4 separate regions of the Mus musculus genome follow, and all the other regions are linked to region 1. A link is a loop called in an ENCODE intact Hi-C map of the cell type or tissue named here. Cell type or tissue: left cerebral cortex. All regions are shown on one strand.

Evidence for each region. Hi-C counts contacts between places; a loop is a spot of excess contacts. Peaks named below come from ENCODE experiments on the same cell type or tissue, not always from the same donor. Only the 100,000 strongest peaks of a DNase experiment are listed, where the experiment ranks them.
Region 2: a loop joins it to region 1, with 3.0 times the contacts of the local background. A loop is called at or near these places in 34 of 42 quality-filtered maps.
Region 3: it touches region 1 in a loop (2.3-fold over the local background); 34 of 42 quality-filtered maps call a loop at or near these places.
Region 4: a loop joins it to region 1, with 4 times the contacts of the local background. A loop is called at or near these places in 13 of 42 quality-filtered maps.

The regions. Positions count from the first base shown.
Region 1 is chr11:59,730,284-59,735,283 of GRCm38, reverse strand. It overlaps Mprip (myosin phosphatase Rho interacting protein), which reads right to left. Exons shown (of 24, transcript NM_001368931.1): 5 at 3,692-3,776. 1700007J10Rik (RIKEN cDNA 1700007J10 gene) reads left to right here. Exons shown (of 6, transcript NR_045476.1): 3 at 1,068-1,489; 4 at 3,656-3,806. Among named protein-coding and RNA genes, the nearest start is that of 1700007J10Rik, 7.4 kb to the left of the region's middle. In left cerebral cortex, CTCF peaks have their summits at 1,497 (motif pointing left) and 2,651 (motif pointing right); DNase peaks (open chromatin) are centred at 850 and 2,474; H3K27ac peaks cover 2,242 bases.
Region 2 is chr11:59,622,492-59,627,491 of GRCm38, reverse strand. No RefSeq gene overlaps it. Among named protein-coding and RNA genes, the nearest start is that of Olfr225, 12 kb to the right of the region's middle. In left cerebral cortex, a CTCF peak has its summit at 3,070 (motif pointing left); a DNase peak (open chromatin) is centred at 3,054.
Region 3 is chr11:59,630,663-59,635,662 of GRCm38, reverse strand. It overlaps Gm33998 (a long non-coding RNA gene), which reads left to right. Exons shown (of 3, transcript XR_388694.3): 3 at 1-621. Among named protein-coding and RNA genes, the nearest start is that of Gm33998, 10 kb to the left of the region's middle. In left cerebral cortex, a CTCF peak has its summit at 2,445 (motif pointing left); a DNase peak (open chromatin) is centred at 2,431.
Region 4 is chr11:59,660,104-59,665,103 of GRCm38, reverse strand. Mprip (myosin phosphatase Rho interacting protein) reads right to left here and starts at 2,597. Exons shown (of 24, transcript NM_001368931.1): 1 at 2,156-2,597. The coding sequence starts at 2,278. In left cerebral cortex, a CTCF peak has its summit at 4,299; DNase peaks (open chromatin) are centred at 30, 1,836, 2,117 and 2,739; H3K4me3 peaks cover 3,555 bases; H3K27ac peaks cover 3,213 bases.

The sequences.
Region 1 (5,000 bases):
GATGATTTGTGGAGGTGGGGCCCTTAGGATTTTGTTAAGTCTTGAAAATGGACCCCTCAAGGGCTGGAGAGATGGCTCAGTGGTTAAGAGCACAGACTGCTCTTCTGAAGGTCTTGAATTCAAATCTCAGCAACCACATGGTGGCTCACAACCATCTGAAATGAGATCTGACTTCTGGAGTGTCTGAAGACAGCTACAGTGTACTCACATATAATAAATAAATAAATCTTTAAAAATAGTAATAATAATGATAGTGATAATAAATAATAATAATAATGAAGGAGGAGGAGGAGGAAAGCAGAAGAAGAAGAGGAGGAGGAGGAGGAGGGGGGGGGAGGAGAAGGAGGAAGAGGAGGGAGGAGGAAGGAGAAGGAGGAGGAGGAAGGAGGAGGAGGAGGAGGTGGTGGAGGTGGTGGAGCCCTCACAAATGAAATTAGTGACCTGTGAAAGAGGCCAGGAGATCTACTTTGTGGAAGTGGGCCCACATCTGCTGCTTCTTTAACCTTGAACTTCCCAGTTCCCAGATCTGAGAAAATCCCAATGTCTATTGTTTGAGCACCTCACTCTGAGACACACAGCATCTCACTGAAACCTGCACACCCACACCTGTCACATGAACACCTTGTTCTCAAGCACAAGTTGTTCTTTATTGGTAGCCCAAGTCACTTCCCAGTTTTCCCAGGGCACAAAAGTGGCACGGCCCTGAACAGAACTCAGCAGACATACAAATCCAGTTTCTGAGTAAACAGAGAATTGGACTCTTTAGATGTTGAACCCAGATAAAGACAGGATGGCAATCCCAGCTGCCCAGTAGTACCCACTCACATTCTGTGCCCAACCAATCTCCAGAGAGGGCTGCCAAGAGGGTGGTTTTAGCTGATTACTATCTTGCCACAAAGACAGAGAGGATGATAAATATCCACATCCCACTCCCATGTGGTCTCAAACCAAATAATCGGGGCTGACCCACACCGCTGACCCCAAAGGAGCTTGTTCTCTCTTCTGTCTTCTGGAGGACAGGTAAACAAATCCCCATTCTTGGGCTAGATTCTTTTTCTTCTGAGCAGGTGGATGAAAGATCTAGTTTGGTGGATGTGGCCACAAAGAGGTGCAGACTGCACAGAGCCAGCCTGGGTCAGCAAAGGGTATGGAAGCCCAGGTTCATTGCGCCCTATTCCTGAGGAGCCAGCTATGTTCATGCTGTCAGACTGTGATGGACCCTGGCACTGAGAAGGGCTTCCAGAACCAAGGAAAAGGGAGTCCGCACCCTCTCTTCAGCGTGCCATTCTCTATTTCTCTGGCATGAAAATGGAGAAGGGGCCATAGTGAGAAAGAAGTCTTGAAGTAGAGGGCACCATCATGAATCCGGCTGGCGAGATGGCTCAGAGGTTAAGAGCACTGACTGCTCTTCCGAAGGTCCTGACTTCAAACCCCAGCAACCACATGGTGGCTCACAACCATCTGTAATGAGATCTGACGCCCTCTTCTGGTGAGTCTGAAGGCAGCTACAGTGTACTTATTTGTAATAATAAATAAATCTTTGGGCCAGAGAGAGCTGAGTTGATCAGAGTGAGCAGAAGTCCTGAAAAATTCAATTCCCAACAACAACAAGAAGGCTCGCAACCATCTGTACAGCTACAGTGTACTCATATACATAAAATAAATAAATCTTTAAAAAAAACTTTTAAAAAATCATGAATCCTAGAAATGAACAGGGAACCTCACCCACGTCTCTGCCAAGGGCCTCGAGCCTGTGGGACTGGCAGAGAAAAAAGCCACCCTCCTAAGTCCCATATGAGTAACAGACTCTTGGGAGAGCTAGGAAACTTGCTCTCACTCTGCCTTGGGGGACTCTTGTTTCCTTCTACTCTAAGCCTTCTTTTCAAGGACCTATATGTCTGGTGAACATCACCTCTATCATCTAAGTTTCTTTAGGTTCAACCTGAAGAATTTAGCTTGGGCCCAGCAGAAACCAAGCTTCTGGTCCTGAGTGGTTTAACCTGAAACTCTTCTAGGCTTTGTGCAGAGATATGGGAGAGAGATGGAAACTGAGCTTCGGGCTCACCTGCCACATAAATGGCTCTGATAGCAGGTTGCTTAAGTGTGTGTGGGTGTACCCAGAGACTTCAATCTAAATCTCTTTCCTGAGACTCACCAGAGGTTAGCTGTGGGGAAGGGGAGAGGCATGCCATAACACTGGCAGAGGAGGCTAGGAACTCTGTGCCCTAGTTCTGAGGCATATCCTCAGGGAAGGGGTGATTCCTGTTCTGGGATCATAGGGCTCTTTCTACTGGCCCAGAAAGTTGGAGCCTGGCCACAGGGCAGCTTCATTTGGAAGAGACAAAGTTGTGGGGGAGGGGATACACCCAAATTTCTAGCCTGACCCAGGCTGTCTCTGGTACATAGAGAGTTACCATATTTGGAGGCAGAAGCTCTATGCTGCAATGCTTCCAAGGCATCACCATGGAAACAAGGCGTAACCCTAACCACTGTTACTCAGCCAGGACTTTTCTCTCAAACCAGGCAGCTTGGGAGATTTTGAGCATTAACTGCTGCTCCCAAGCAAAAGGCTCTACTTTCAGTTTCTGGGAAACTGACTACATTTTTAAATTTCTTTGATTGCATGTTTTAAATGACTCCAGTTGGGGGCACTGTTATCTGGGGAAGGCTGGCTTGGGTGCCCTCTGGGGCTTCTTGGGTAAGGATGAGATGCAGGATGGATGCTGGTCACCAGACACAGACCTGGGCTACATCCTACTAGTAGGATTAACTGTCCACAGTAGTCTAGAGTTGTGGAGATCCAGGTCAGCAGCCTCTGGCTGTCTTTCTTTTGCAGCCCAAGAAGCTAGAGAAGCTAGAAAGACTGCTTGGCTCAGGGACGCAGGCTCCTATCTTGGGCTGCCTCTCTGCTTCCACAAGACTCTGGGTTTGTGAGGCTCATAAGACCACATTCAAGAATGAATTTTGTTCATTCTTAGGACTGACTTGATTTGTCCAACGTAGGTAAAAATCCTGATGAAAGCAACATTTGGTACAGAGGGGAAAAGATGAACCTTAAGTACCTACAACCACCCTAGCAAAAGGCCCTTGCTGGAAATTCAGAATGGTGACTTCACCCTTCCAGAGCCTAAGGGTGTGGTGAACACAGCAAGAATAGGGGCAGCGCACTTCCTGCCATGAGCCCAGGATACTGGCTAGGAGGAGGGAGGGAATGAGGATGAGAGGGATACAGGGAGGCAGAGAAGGAGGAAGGGAGGGAAGGACTGGACCTGGTTCGTCTGCCCCAGCCACCTACCTAGCTCTGGTCACACAGGGACTAGTCAGGGCAGGGACCTACCAGGTTTCCCTTTCCCTGTTGCTCAGGGTTACTTCTTTCCTCTGGAAGTGGCAGAAGAGTGCACCATTCTTCCGTTCCCAGAAGTAGATGGGATGGATGCCAGGGGAAGGGACACAGGCTAAGCTGCTATTGCTCACTATTTGCCTGCTGGTTCAAACCCTCCTGAAGACAGCCCAGGGCACTCTAGCAGGCTAGTCTGCTCAGTGACCTAAATATGGCTCCTAGGGTACAGGCAGGAGGGAGGAAGAGGCATGCAAAGTGTGACCACCTCAGCCCTGGCCAGATCTTCTCCACCCTCTTGCCCTCACTTCTTCCCAGGCCCAGTTCCACTAGGGGACACGTCGCCCAGCCTACCTGTGGGGTAGGTGGCTCTACTTTCCGTTTCTTCTTCTGGTTCTGCTTGTTGGTTCGAGGATACACCATGAGCATCTCTAACCACCTGGGAAGACAGGATGAGAAATAGTACCAGGTAAATCCCTGCCTTTCAGGACCTATGACTCCACGCCTTGCTGGGTTGGCAAAGACCTCAGGCTCTTAGGTACTCTTTTTGGAGATACCTATCCAGTGGTCAGACACTGAGCAAGGTGGGTGTTACTCCAGATCAGAGTGCAGTAGCTGTTGAGACTGTGTCATTTCACAAGTCAGGAAAAGCACTGGCTGTATCAGGACAAGGAGAGACAATGACGCTTCCCTGGCCACTATGGACTCAGAGCAAGATGACTTCTCTGTTCTAACAAAGGCATCCTGGGACACAGGGAGAGCACTGTGCCATTACTGGTCTAGTCTCAACTTAAAAACTGCCCACCCAGATTTGGATTTAGTGATTGCACAACCAGGCAATGACTGGCGGCCAATTAGGGCTACTGGGGCAGACACTGGCTGAAAGGTAAAAAATTTGGAGTTCTATCAGCAAAGTTCTCATGGTGGCTCACCTCAGGAGTAAGAGGCTAATAAATCAGACCACCACTTACAGAGGAAAAATGCCACACACACCAGGTTTAAACAAAGCTACACAGTTGCAAAGGATCCTTCACTAGACCCAGCATTCTAGAAAGCCATTCTGGGCCAGCAACAGAAAGCATGGAGCTGGTAGCTAGGGAAAGATCTATAGACAAAAGGTTAAGACCCCAGATCTGGCACTGCCACTCTATGTAACCATATCCTAGGGAGACCAGTGGCTAAATGAGAGCAGGTCCAGAATTTCAGAAGGACAGAGGGACTGTAACACAGAAGAAGGCTTGCTTTTGAAACCTGGCCTCAGCTAATGCCAAGTGGGGTACAACAGCCAGCCTTCCTTCCAGACAAGCAATAACTTCTGGAACCACAAGAGAGACAGGGCTCTAAACTTCACAGAACACCAGGCCCCAGGCTGGGTCCAGGCCTAGAGTAGTGATGGTGCTGGCCACATCCACATACCTATCAGTACCCCTGGGGCAAGAGAAGGGCTCCTTAAGGTGCCTCTATAATTTGGGTTTGCTGCAGGATGGGGAGAGAAACATTGCATTGCTTTTTGGAGCAGTCTTGGGAGCTGGGAGCTAGGGAAGCCAAGTTTAAGTGTAGGAACCATAGCTGCTGAACAAAGGGCTGCTCACCTCAGCTCAACCCATGCCCAGGGACCTACAAGTTCCCTCCGAGTCTTAGGGGTGCTTGTAGGTCACCTCTC
Region 2 (5,000 bases), 110 kb after region 1:
GTAATAAACCTATGGTGGCAAGGATGGTTGTATTGGTCTGCACCAAACACAGATGTGTGTAACAGAAGTGATAAAAATATTATTAGAAATCAGGGCATATGAACATATTGTTCTAACAGTGCACCCTGATATTGACGAACAAGCTCAGAGGTAGAGCGATTCTAACTGATATTCTAGAATCCATGAGACCAAGTGTTCACAAGCTCATTCAAGCACATTGTAGACAAATACACTGCTACAGAAACACACACAAATGTAAACGTCTAGCAGGACTCAGGGGTGCTGGACATCCACACTCCTGGAATTATGACACGGGAGATCCGAGGTTGTACCACCACATCACTGCGTGTGAATGTGCTAGCAGAGCAGCTCGTTATCCATTTGTACAAAAAATTACACATTTGGATGTTTGCAAAAACCAATGTCCCAAAGCTGCAGCATAAACAGATGTGCTTACAGCAAAGCAAACAGGGGTGTTTTACAGCTCTAAACATGCCTGAAGAAGAACAGCAGGACATACATTATTAGGACCGCAGCAGAGCATCCTGATGAACCTGTAAACAGGAAAAAAAGTTAAAGGTGAGAATGGCTGTACTAGTCACACAGCATGCATGGAGACAGAGATGACAAAGGGTTTATTAGAAAGTGGTGCACATAGTTTTTTACAGCGGTGCATCTGGACATTGAAGAAGTCATTCAGAGGTAGAACAATCCAAGCTGCTATGCTATGATCCATGAGACCAAGTGTTTACAACCACATTTGAGCACATTGGAGAGCAGCTATACATCAATATACTGTCACAGTGAAATTATCCAGGCGAGATAATTATTGACAACCATGCCGATTAAACTAATTAAAAGTTTGGAGTTCTTTTTATTAATGGCGAGATCAAGAGTGACCTGTGCCGCTGTGAAGTCTCTTGGTGCCCCAGTCAGGTGTATGGCATTTAAAAAGAAAGGCACAGTTACATCAGTGTCTGACGTGGAAGTTACACTAGTAAGGGATTTGGAGTGGCCTAGAAACATCTTTCTTTACAATGCTCAGCTGTATATTCCAGACACTACATAATATGTTTGGACCATGGTCAAGTTCATAGACTGTTCCAAAAAGCGTTGCCAAGGCTGTTGGAGGATGGACGGCGAAGCATCTAGACAGACACAAAATAAAGTTGGCACGTGATGGGTTTCCGTAGTCATTTTATCCCTTACACCCCCTCCCTTTCTGTTACTTTCAAGTCTTAGACCTTGGCTAAGGGATAAATACTGGGTCCTGAGGATCATTAGTTTAACCAAGGCAATTTGTCTGATGAACTTTAAAAGTCATTTGACTATGCAAGGCAAGTCTTATAAAAAGGAAGTGGAAGGGGCCATTCAGGCCAACGAGGAAGGTTGTAAGCCATGGATTTTAATAAAATATTTTATGATACCAGGAATTATGTTGTCTTGTTTGTTTGTTTATTTGAGACAGGGTCTCACTTGCCTCTGTTTGTCCTGGAACTAACTCTGTAGACCAGGCTAGCTTGAACTCACGGAGATCTGCCTGCCTCTGTCTCTTGAGTGCTGGGACTAAAGGCATGAACCCAGCTGTACTGTTTCTTATCTAAATGATCTTTCATTTTTCATGAAGTTTATTTTTAATAATAATAAATATATAATGTTTTCTAATCATGTAGGATTTTAGAAGGCAATCTCTCTAATTCTGTCAGAAGGTAACTTTTAGCCTTGATTGCGGGAAGGTTTAAGAGTTTTGTGTCTGGTGGCACACACCTTTAGTTCCACCATTCAGGAGAAGCAGGTGGATCTCTGTGAGTTTGAGGACAGCCTGGTCTACAGAGTGAGTTCCAGGACAGCTAGAGCTACACAGAGAAACCCTGTCTCAAAAAAAAAAAAAGCAAAAACAAAAAACAAAACAAAACAAAACAAAAAGTTTTATGAGATCAGTTTTAAACATATGCTATTTGGCTCCAGTGTACTTTGTCTCTGTCAGGATTTTCCCAGTGCGGAATGAGGCAAGAGTAAAGGATTAAGCAGACAGTCTAGCCAGACTCAGAGGGCATATATAACCAAACAGGAGTATAGGTTGTGAAAGCCTTAGCTTGAGTGCATCTGGTCCAGGTAAGCTGGTTTCCATTTCTGCTCCTGGTTGGAACAGGCTTGTCATGGAAGTGATGAGTCCATGCAGGCATCCTTCAGGCGGGAGTCAGGTTTCTATTTCTGAAACTTCTTGATGTACACTTGGTCCCCAGGTCAGAATAAATGACAAGGCACCAAGAAAGGAACTGGATAGGTGTCTCGAACCCTAGAATAGATTGCAGTCTGGACCTGTTGGAGAGACTGGAGATTCTTCAGAAGAGACCAGTTAATAATGTCTGCAGCAATAGTCTCTTAAACAGGGTGGAAAAGGGGGGTGGCTTTCAAACATAATCTCATAGAGGAGGAATCCTGCCTTCTGAGGGGTTATATCTTGCTCTAGGAAAGGCCACGGGTAGAAAGTTGGGCCAACTTTCACTGGTTTTAAAGGCTAATTTAGAGAGGGTGGGATTGAGAATCTAGTTTATGTCTCTGACTTGTCCATAGCTCTGAGGTCTGCAGCTTTCAGGTTTTATATATACATATTTTGTTTTGTTTTGTTTTTTGAGACAGGGTTTCTCTGGCTGTCCTGGAACTCACTCTGCAGACCAGGCTGGCCTCAAACTCAGAAATCCACCTGCCTCTGCCTCCCAAGTGCTGGAATTAAAGGCATATGCCACCATGCCTGGCTAAAAATAAGTGTTTTTAAAAGAATATTTACCAATAACGATAATATGCTTTATATAATGACAAAAAGTCTATGGGATTCCATAATACCACAGCACATTTTAAAAATTCTATGGATAATCTGAACAACACTGTATCTTCTAAGGAAGTGGAACTGTGCTTTTAAAAAGCATTCAGCTAAGCTTATAGCTTTAAGAAAACAAAAACGGAAGCTGGAGAGATGGCTTGGCAGTTAAGCACACTGGCTGCTTTACCAGAGCTCATATAGTGGCTCAAAAGTACGGTTCCAGGGGATCTGATGCCCTCTTCTGGCCTTCACAGGCAATGGGCGTGCACATGGTACAGTTACAGACATGCAAAGCAAACACTCATACACATAAAAAAATGTTCCTTTACTCGGTATCCCTATCTGTGTCCCCTCCCACAGTTCCTCCCTTATCCCCATCCCCTTCTCCTGTGAGAGGGTGTAGGTCCCCCGAGTATTCTTGTCCAGCCTTGGCATATCATGTCTCTGTGGGGCTAGGCACATCCCCTCCTAGTGAGACCAGACAAGACAGATGGAAGAACATAGTCCACAAACAGGCAGCAGCTTTTGGGATAGCCCTGCTCCAGTTGTTCAGGACCCACATGAAGACCAGGCTACACATCTGCTACAGATGTGGGGGTGGGGTGGAGCTCTAGGTCCAGCCGGTGTATGCTCTTTGGTTGGTAGTTCAGTTTCTGAGAGCTCCAAGGGTCCAGGTTAGTTGACTCTTTTGGCTTTCCTGTGGAGTTCCTATCCCCTTTTGGTCCTTCAGCCCTTCCCCCAACTCTTCCAATAAGAGTCCCCAAGCTCCATCCTCTGTTTGGCTGTGGGTCTCTGCATTTGTCTGAGTCAGCTGCTGGGGGACTTATTTCCATTCATTCTCATGGCCATCTGGCCATCTCTTCTGTCCCTCCCCACTCCTGATCCTGAACCCCCCACACTCCCCTCTCCCACCCTGTTCCTTCCCTCCATCTGCCTCCTATGGCTATTGTATTCCCCCTTCTAAGCCTCTAAGAGGACAGCCACGCTAGACTCCTGTCTGCAAGCATAGCAGAGTATCATTAACAGTGTCAGGGATTGTTGCTTGCCCATGGCATGGTTCTCTAGTTGGACCTGCTATTGCTAGGCTGTTTCCCCAGTCTCTGCTCCTTCCCCATCCCTGCATTTCTTGTAGATAGGATAAATTTGGGGCTGGATGTTTTGTGGGTGGGTTGGTGTCCCAATCGATCCACTGGAGTTCCTGCCTAGCCTTTTCAGGTTCCATATCCCCAATGCTGTGAGTCACAGCTAAGGTCGCCCCCTCCCATTGATTCTTGATTATCTCTCCTACCCCAGGTCTCTGGCAAATTCTTGAGATCCACCCCCACCTTCCCACCCCCATCAGTTGCAGATTTCCATTCCTTTTCTTTTCTTTTTTCTTTTTTTGGTTTTTCGAGACAGGTTTCTCTGTATAGCTCTGGCTGTCCTGGAACTCGCTCTGTAGAGCAAGCTGCCTTGAACTCAGAAATCCACCTGCCTCTGCCTCCCAAGTGCTGGGATTGAAGGCATGTACCACCACTGCCCCGCTCTCCATTCATTTTCATGGCCATCTGGCCATCTATCTTGCCCCTCCCCGCATCTGATCCTGAATGACCCCCCCCCTTTCCCCTCCACATCTCCTCTCCCACCCTTTTCTCCCTCCATCTCTCCCTCCTCCTATGACTATTTTATGCCCTCTTCTAAGTGAGATTCAAGTATCCTTGTTTGGGCCTTCCTTCTTGTTTAGCTTCTTTGAGTCTGTGGAGTGTAACATGGGTCTCCGGTATTTTATGGCTAATATCCACTTATAAGTAAGTATATACCATGCATGTTCTTTTGGGTATGGATTACCTCACTCAGGATGATATTCTCAAGTTCCACCCATTTGCCTGCAAAATTCATGATGTCTTAGTTTTTAATAGTTGAATATACTCCATTGTGTAGATACATCACATTTTCTTTATACATTCTTCAGTTGAGGGGCATCTAGGTTGTATCTAGTTTCTGGTTATTATGAATAAATCTGCTATGAACATGTTTGAGCAGATGTCGTTGTGAGATGGTAGAGCATCTTTTGGGTATACACCCAGGAGTGGTATAGCTGAGTCTTGAGGTAGAACTACTCCCAGTTTTCTGAGAAAATGCCGTATTGATCTACAAAGTTGTTGTACAAGTTTGCACTCCAACCAGCAATGGAGGA
Region 3 (5,000 bases), 100 kb after region 1:
TACGTTATGGCCCTGGCTCTCAGCCTGACTCTACAAAAGGGTACAGCCAGCCCACATCTGAACCTAGGAACCACAGCCCCTCATCTAGTGGTGGTGCAGCCTCGGGCTGGAGGTGACAGAACATGGGTAAGCAGTTGAGGTCAGGCTTTGGCCTCCACTTGCCCAGACTTGTTAGTGAGAACTCCAAGGACTGTCTAGTTTCAGTGTAGGAACACCCACAGTGGTTAAACAAGCCAGCCGGGGAGCAGGAGGAAGGAGCTGAGATCAGAGCAAGGAGTCCGCCCCAAGTCATGCCAAACAGCCTGGGAGCAGGGTACACGCAGAGATAGATGGACAGTGGACGTAGCTCAGCCCCGTTTGTTCTGCCTCTCACGCTTTAATGCTACAAAGTCTTACCATCATCAGCTCATGTCTGGAGTCAGAGAGACCTGGAGGTAGGGAGTGACCAAACACTGCAGTCCTTAAGTGTTTGGGGGACTGGTTGGAGGGCCTATGCAGACGCTCAAACTTACAGACGCTCAAGGCCCGATGCACATGCTCTCCCGGACTTCAAAGTTTGCCTAGATTGCACATAGCACCCAGCACAATGTAATCGTGCAAATCGCTATATTATTTAGGATGTAATGACATAAAAAAAAAGTCTGTTATATTTCACACAGACATGGTTTGAGGAGAATTTTTCCTCTTTTTCTCCCTCCTCTCACCCCCTTTCCTTCCTGTTTATAGATACAATGCATCATGTATTCAGGCTAGCCTGGAGCTCACATGTGGCAGAGAATGAATAGCCTCCCCACCCCACCCCAGCCCCTACACGCCCTGTCAATCGCCCCTCCCCCCAAGCTCCTGATTTTCTTGCCTCATGAACACTGGGTCATAGGTATCTATCATCATGCAGTTTTGATCACTAGTACTAGAGATGGAGCCCAGGACTTCATCCATGCTGGGGCAAGCACTCTGCCAAATGAGCTGTGTCCTCAGACTCTTTTTGCCTTTTTTTGAGACAGGGTCTAACACTGTAGCCCAAGGTAGCCTTGAATTCAGCTCCAACTCGCTGTGAATTCATGGTGATCCTTTGACTATTTATTCTTCGGCACTATCTTCCCTGACCACCTGCCCCTCTGTTCTTGGCTCAAGCTGCTGCTCTTCCTATCCCTTCCTCTGAATGGCCGGAAGCTCTACACATAGACAGTGGACCCCGTGTGTCCCCTGTCCTCAGCCCTATCCTGATATGCTACATCAGGCTGTTCAGGATCCACACATGAATGCTGAAATCCTGCTTGGCATCTTACAAAGGCTAAGGACTTCATCCCTCCCTGGGTGTGGCCTAGGGCAGACCTGGAGGGAGCCCTGTATATTAAGGCATCTGGGACTGGGAAAGCCACTGCAGCGCTTGACTGATACTGCCTGCCCCTAAGTGAGGATTGTGATCCCGGAGGCTCTGCACTGGCTGGACAGGTTTCCCAACTGGCTTGGCAGGGTTTCTGGGAGAGCACTCAATCTCTATGACAGAGTAGTCCATCACTTGTGGGCTGCCTAGCATGTAAGGCTTTGAGGATCCACGTTAGGGCTCCCTGGCTGTCTCTAGGAGGACTATAACCCAATTCCTCTGGCCATTTATGCAGCCATTTCTTCCACATACTAGCAAAGGGCTCTTGCTTGGGGTCCCAGGCTTATGTAAGTTTTGTGTAAGTTGCTGGTGTCTGGTAGCCAAGAGAGACTACAGATTAGAATAGGGTGCACCTGGTTTCTTGGTAGGACTTGTCCCTACAGCAGTTTCCCCAGCATAAGCCTAAGACCTAAGTGCAGGTGGCTCCTGTGAGATCCAGACACTGACAGGGTGACCAGGAGGCAAGAACACCACAGTCCAGGAGCCAGCCAATGACTACAGGGCCTTCTGGGGACCTTTCTTCTGGGTCTTTTTCTGTTAGCATTCTCCATCCTGAGCCCTTCCTGTACAGTCATGTGTGCGTATGTGTGCGTGTGTGCACGTATGTGTGTGTGCTTGTGTGTATATGTGTGTATGTGTGTATGTGCATCTCTGTGTGGGGGTGTGTATCCCATGATGAGGGAATCTTGCTGAAAGACAGTGTGAGCCCTTCCCAGCTCCCAGCCCATTTGCATCCTTTGCATGTTTATTCGTCACCTCCCCATTTCTTTGGTAAAACAGCACAACCCAAAGCAACTTCAGGGAAGGAAGCGTTTATATGTGCTTATGGTTACAGAAAGATAAAAGTCCATCTCGACAGGGAAACATGGCAGCAAATGGCAGGCATAGTGACAGGAGCAAGAAACTGAGAGCTCACATCTCAACCAGGAGAGTAAAGCAGAGAATGTGAAACTGGAAGCTGCTCAAGGCTTTTAATCCCAAAGCCCACGCCCAGTGACACACTTCTCCAGCAACGCTGTACCACATAAACCTCCCCAAACAGCGCCACCAACTGGAGACTAGGTGAACAGCACCACCAACTGGAGACTAGGTGTTCAAAGGCTGAGACGATGGGGGAATTTCTCTTTCAAATCACCACACAGTGTCCAGGGCAGACTTGCCAGGGTCCAATACCCCTGACTTTGGAGGGTCTCATGAGAACAATAGAGACCCACTATCCACACCTCAGAGTCACTGAAAAACTATGCAGTCATGCCACCTTCCAATCAGTGGCGATGAGGCAAAGACAGAGTAGAGGAGGCTGCAATACCCAAGTCTGGGCTGACTAAGAGGGATTATTCATCATAATGACCTGGTAATCAGGGGACCCAGGTTATCTATCAGGTGGAGTACCCACTTAGAGGAAGAAAATCACATCATTCAGACCCAACTCCTAAAATCCTTAATGTGGTGAAATACAGACATCATGTTTTCTTTCACTACTGAAACCAGTTCTGGGAATTTTAGCCAGGACAAAGCAGGCAGGAAATGGGAAGACAAAAAGGAAGAAGCAAAGAACCATTGGCTGGAAAGGATGGATCTGGACATGAGACTGAGGTAGCAGAAGTAATATGCAAAGTTATTATCCCTCCCTTTGCCTCCATTGTTAAATCACTCAGCACAAAACACAAATTTCTTCCTCCTCCTCCTCTTCTTTGTTCGCATCCTCTCCCTCCTCTTCTCCCTCCTCCCCATCTTCTTCATCTTCTTCCTCCTCTTCTTTTTTTTTTTTCATTTTGTTTTTTCGAGACAGGGTTTCTCTGTGTAGCTCTGGCTGTCCTGGAGCTCACTATGTAGACCTGGCTGGCCCTGAACTCAGAGATCCTCCTGCCTCTGCCTCCCTAGTGCTGGGACTTGGTTTGTGCCACCACTGCCTGATTCAAAATTTCTTGACTATGTAAAGTATTTCTATAGGTCGATAAAGCAAGAGGGTAAAGAAAAAATGAGAATACAAAACAGGCAATTCCCAGAACAAGAAACACAAATGGCTCTTGGATGAAGGAGAAGCACTTAGTCATGTATCATTGGAGAAGTGTAAATCCAAACCAAGAACTATCTGATTGGCAATGACCCAGAATGGTGATAACACTGTTGGCGTGGGCATGTGAGTTGGTATAGACATAATTTTTTTTAACGCACATGCCTTCTCATCTAGAAAGCATTTATCCCACATAGACACTTTGTGTATTGCCTGTGACAAGCTAGCATGTGAATATTTATCAAAGAATGTTTTTTCTTTCAAGACCGGGAACAAAACCCCACCAAATAGAGGCAGGTAATATACATGATAATGTATCCAGGGATGAATGCTGCATAAAAGCCAGATAGAAAGATGCCGATTTATAAGCTGAGGCCTGAAATTGCCTAGATACACTATGAAGTGGAAAGGACAGAAGATTAACTACACGTGTGTGTTGCTTGAAGCCTCAGTGTCTTGTCTCTTTGTTGGGACCATTCCTGTCTGTCTTGTGGCTACTCTCCTTGCATGCTGATGGCCTAAATAATACACGTTTGTTTCCACTCTGCACACCAGTGACTCTTTCCAGGACAGTCACAGTCCTCCTAAGACCTTGTCAATTTTACCTACAAGGCTGAGAAGTGCCACCATCTTCCAGAGAGACCAGGAGGAGAGAGAATGGAAACTGTAGCTCAGGCTAGGATCCTGCCATGGGACCTGCCTTGTGGGGCTGCCCCAGAGAGCAATTGAGCCTATGTTCTGCAGAACTTTGCTTTGTGTGGCCCCTCTCGCATTGGCTATCTGTTCTTTTGCCCATTCCCTTGGGCACACATCCTTAATGAGTTGTTGCCATTCAAACCTCTTATAATTTCAAGAGAGACCCAACATCTGCTTTCCTCAGCATGGAGCCCAACAAATTCATTGGCCCAATTGGTGTCATGGAAAAAAGCAAGAGCCCCTCTCTAAACACAACCGCAGAGAAGAAGAGGAAAGGAAATGGGCTGTGTCTCTTCTCATCTCTGTTGCTCACAATCTGCAAGCAGGCTGTGAGTGCGGACACGAGGTAGCACAGGTATCACATATGTGAGGGAACAGAGGCTCTGTGGGCGTCACTTAGAAGTGGCGAGTGATTTCATCACCAGAGAGAGACCAGCTCAGTGTCAAACCCATAATCACAGAAGAGGAAAGCTCCGTGAATGGAGAAAATGCCACCTTCAGGGCAGGCCAGGGTCACTTACTTTTCTAGAAGATTTCCATTTGCTGTCATCTCTTTGTACTCCACATCTACTTCCAGATGAATCCTGGGACGAGATGGGAAGGGACCTGTTTCTGGCTTTGCGTCTATGTCACCTCAGTGTTCTTTCCCACTTACTCTGTGTGATGGATTGTCAACTTAACTACATCTGGATTGACTAAAACCTCCAAATGGAGGGGCACGCCTTTGAGGAATTTTTGCTTAATTTGAAGTCGGAAGACCACTTCTAATCTGGGCCACATCTTCTGCTGGAAGCCATATAAGGTTGTGGAAGAGGGAAGCTTTTGTTCTTGCCCTGCTTGCTCTCACCCTCACTAGCAAGTCCATTCCTTCACTGGCATTAGAGCCTACTTCTTTAGGAT
Region 4 (5,000 bases), 70 kb after region 1:
GACAGTCTAAAATAAGCTCTGGGCGGGAGGGGCAGCAGGAAGCAGGGGGTTGGGGGAGGCTGACAGGAACCAATTGGCTGAGGTTTTCTAATGGAGTCATAAGGAGAGCAAAAGGCTCTGCTCTGGGAGAAGCGGATACAGAGCAGGGACAAATGCTGTTGGCAAGAGCCTCCAGCCTCCCCGCTCTCCTTTCAAGAGCAGCTCCTTCCTGAAAGATCCCAGGAGCTAGAAGACTGGGCTAATCTCTCCCCACACAAATAACCCTACCCAGTATTTTAGGAACTACTGTTCCAGTGCCCTGGAGGTCTCAGGCCTGTTTCAAAGTGCAATCATTTTGAAAACAACAAACTTGAGAGTTTAATACTTTCAATTTGCTTCATCCCTTGAATTAAACTAATAATTGACAGATTTTTTTTTAACAGACTCAAACATTTAAATTCCTCTCATTCATTTAAGAATCAGAAAAACAGCCCGTGTGTAGCATAAATAACTAATTGCCAGTTTAGGCAGTTGCTTCAAATAACCTGGAAACTTACAAACCTCCCTCAAAACAGCCTTTGGCAAGGCCAGAAACTTCTTAAATCAAAGTTGACTGTTCTATGGGTGGTTTTTCAGTTTGTTAAACTATAAGGGGGAAAGCTCAATAAAACATATTTCTTGTTTTTCATATCACCACTACCAGTTTACTGATACGGAAATTAAAACAGAGGTAAAGGCCTCATTCAAGGTCAGACCTCAGAAAGTCACAAGCAGTAACCGCATATCCCATATACTGCTTCCCTGAACAGGATCCAAATGAGAAGAGGAAATCACATTTCTCTCTCTTCAAGAGTCCTACCCTTCCCAAATAGACAGGTCTCTAAGGCCCTTGGCATTCTCACAAATCAATGACTGAGACTTGGAGAGTCTGGTTAAGCTTCCTGATTGCTTCCTGGCTATTGGAAATCTGACCTCAGAGAAAGAGGCCATAACCCCTGCCCTACTACTCCACTCTAGTTTGCCCCATAAAACAAGTCAAACCTTGCTTGCCTGCCTGCTTGCCCATAAAGGCTTTAAAAACAGCCAAACCAGGGCACTTCAAAGCAATGTTTTCAGTCTAAACAGCTCTTTCCAAAAGGAGTGGCTACAACTAGGTGGCACTGGCTGGACCGTGTGGGGAACTCCACTGAAGTCAGCAAGCAGGGGGCAAAGGAAGTGGGCGAGGGGAAAGGGGAGCAGGATATATAGTGCTTTCCCAAAGTGCTGCAAACAAGGCCAGGAATCCTCAACACCAGAAACGGGAGAGCAACCAGTTCCCAAGGGCCAGTTGCCCAAATTGGAGACCTTGTACCAACACAAATTCCCAATCTCCTACACTGCTCCGGGGTTGGAGGTCTTTGGCAATCTAGGACAATGTTTTCCATGACTGTGACTTGGAGGTCTGGAACTCTGTTTTCCATGACTGTGACTTTGACACGGGTTAGGAAGAGCGTCTAACCTGGTCCAAAATCCTGACTAACAAATTAAGGGCAGACAGAGGGGGAAACCAACTTTCCCCAGAATGTACAGGTCTTCTTGGTCTCCTGGGCCAGAAAGCAAAACCAAGAAGGGAAGCCCCTACCCCTCGACAAAAGCTATTCCTACCTTCAGTTCAAGAGCAAGACCCACCCATCTGAAGAGAAACACCTCATCTCTCTTCAGACCCTGACGGTGACAGTGACTTAGAAGGAGAGCAGGCTCTATTCCACAAGATGGAAACTGGTGACCCACGCAAACATGCCAATTCCTGGGACAGTTTGGTGGCCAAGTCTGCGTCCAGTCCCAAGACAAGTCGCGAGGGGGGCGAGGGGGGGGGTAGTACTGACAAGTGGCAAGCAAGCCCCACTTTGTTCCTATCCAGGGAAACCAGACATTTTTTTGAGTCACCCAACAAGCATGAATCACACGGCAGAGCTATGGGAACGGGAAAGGATGTTATTTTTCGGCATTCTTGAGGATTTTCCCTTTGTCCCAGCTCTATCGATACTCTTCCCGCCCCCATTCCAACCCCATCCCCCAACTCTCACGCATTTTTTTTCCCTGCTCCATTTTTATTCTCTCTTGGCCTTCGCAGGCTCTGCGCTCCCCGGCACGACTCGCAGGCAGGACTCTCAGCTCCGCACCCGCGGCAGCTCACCTGCGTCAGGTCCTCGTCGTTGAGCAGATGCGACTCGCGGGGCTTGAAGCAGTTCTGACACTTGCTCTTGTTGAAGATGTTGGCCTGAAATTTCCTGCACGGGTTTTCCTTGGCCGCCGACATGTCGGCTAGGCGGCCGCGGAGCGGGCCGCCACGGCCCAGCGCTCTCCCGGGGGTCGGGGACTCAGCGCGGCCGCCGCCGCATTTTGCGCTGGCCGCCGCAGGCCCGGAAAGGCCTCCCCTCTCGCGCCGCGCCCCGCCTGCTCGCCGCGGCCTCAGAGCGCGCGCGCCGCCTCGCGCCCCGCCCCGCCGCCCGGCCGCTGTGGGCCCATGGACGGACGCGGCCTCCGGCCGCTGGCTCCACCGCGGCCGCCCCCAAGGCGCCGGCCGGCAAGTCCAGCCGTCGCGCTCACCCGGCGCCCGCCGCCACCGCGAACGAACCGAGCTGGGCGCCGCGCGCACTCGGGGAGGGGCGGGGTGGGGCGGGGCACCGCAACCGGCAGCCCCGCGAGCCAATGGCACCCGCACGCTCCTGCTAACAAAGAAACCCGTCGACCAATGGATGACGGGGGCGGGACCGGGAGCAGCGGGCGCAAGGTAACTTGTCCAGGCTGGGAAGGTGGAGGCGCTGGGATGGAACTTTCAGGTTTGGTGGACTGGCGCCGCCGCCCGCGGCCTGACAGCTGCGGCGTTGGGCTGGGCTGCTCCCGGAAGGACGCCGGAGATCTCCGCGGTCTCCCTGCGGGCCCCTGTCTTTCTCGTAGTCTCTTCGCTGCGGCCTTCTGCCTCGTCTAGCCTGCGCCCCTACTGTGTGCTAGGTCTGTGGTCGACCCAGATGCCACCATAAAGACTAGAAATTGTTTCAAGTGCTTCCCGTGTTTTAGATCATTAAAGTTCCATAACCTTCCCGTGACCATTCCGGTTTTACGTAAGGAAACTGAGGCGCGCGGAGCAGTTAAGTAATAAGACGTAGTGTTTCCGAGGTGACTAGAAGATGTCAGCAGCCGTGAGGAGTTGTCAATTCTATTATGGGAGCCCAATTCTGCTAGAGTTACGTACGCACTCTTACCTCCGTTTTGTGCTTGAGGAGACAAAAGCTCAGACACTGCGAATAGCTTGTGCAAGGTCACTCTGCAAGAAGGGCCTGAACTATATACTACAGGCCACTCTTGTCCAGACTCCCAGGCAAAAGGCCACTTGGAAAGGAAACGACAGAGGAGTCCAGAATGGGCGGAGGGGAGGGGGATGGAGGGGGACAACCCCTGCTCCTTAGGAGGCAAATTGTTCCCAGCAGCAGTGAAATGGATCTAAGCAGAGAGCATGCAGAACTGTTCCCAAGGTATGCAGGTGTAAGTGTGGGGAGGAGGAACAAGAAAGGAGTATGTGGTCCCAGAACTCTGAAAGTAGATCTAGGAGGGTGGAGAGTTTAAGGCCAGTCTGGACCGTAATGAGACCTTTATAAGGAGGCTAAGGAGGAGAGGAAAGGGAAAGAGTGAGGGAGGCAAGACAGAAAGGAGGAATCACTTTGACCTGAGATTCCAGGCTCAGCTGGCTGGCAGTTCCAGAAGTCAGCCTGTGTTTTTTAACAGGCTGAACTAACTCATTCTTCACAATGGAGGTGATATTGGAGCAGGTGGTGGCACTGAGAGCAGCTGCGCTCAGGTCACAAGGAGGCTTTAGGAGAGAAATGCCTTCAGAGTTGCGTACTTTTCCACTGGTCATCTGGTGACTACCCCGGGGAGGTGCATTTCCATTTTGAGAAAGAAATGCTCTCCTGCACAAGGAATCAGGAATGAAGGAGCCCAGATCAAAGTGTGCCTGCAGCCTGAGGGGAAAGCCCAGCTCTGATCCAGCTGTGGGCAGGTCTTTTGCCCTCACTGGCACCTCACTGACCACATGGACAAAACTGACATGAATGTAAGGTGTTGCAAGCATTAGGTGATAATCATCTTTGCAAAATACTTCACATAATGTGGCCAATTGTTAATTGGTGAATTTTGGGAAAGGGTGTTTACTGGACTATCCTTGCGACCTTGTTGATTTAAATTTTTTTCCAGAATAAAGACGGGGAAGGGGTAAAGGGAGACTGACGGTTCTTGTCTGCACCGAATACTCGGAAAGTGATACCAGTGGTGGCCTCTGGGGAGAAGAACTGGGTTATTGGGAGGTGACCTACTTTTAAATTTTCAATATAAAACCTTTTTGTTCCTTTCGGGTTTTGTTTTATGAGCATGTACAAGCTGTTTAAAAGAAAGACTTAGAGCCAGCAAGATTGCAAGGCGCGTAAAGGCCTTTGGTACCACACCTGATGAGTTGAGATGAGTCCCCTGAAGCCACATGGTGGAAGGACAGCACAAACTCCTGAAAGTTGTCCTCAGACCTCCAGATGAGTAGTACAGTGTGTGCTACAGTGTGTGCGTATGTGCGCGCGCGCACGCGCACACACACACACGAAATACATTTAAAATCTAATTACAAGTTTTCAAAAAATATATATTTTAAAGTTCTACCCGTTTCTTGGGGCCAATCAAGGCTACCCTATTAAGAAAATGCCCAGCATACGTTGTCCAGGCCAGCCACATACCACTGGTGTCACAGCTGTGGGTATGAGGAAGAGTGATTCAGGGATCCTGAGGCTGGTAGCCTGACAAGAGCTCGACCTCAAGCAAATGAAAACTGATAAAAACAAGAGGCAAACAGAAACCTTCCACTGGAAAGTCGCAGGGCCCTGCCTAGGAAACCCCTGACTCCATAGTAGACTGAGCGCGGGGGCTTCTGGAAAAGGCAGGACCCTGGACAGTCCAAAACTGAGGAAGACTCTGCCTGGAGAAGGAGGAGGAGAGAT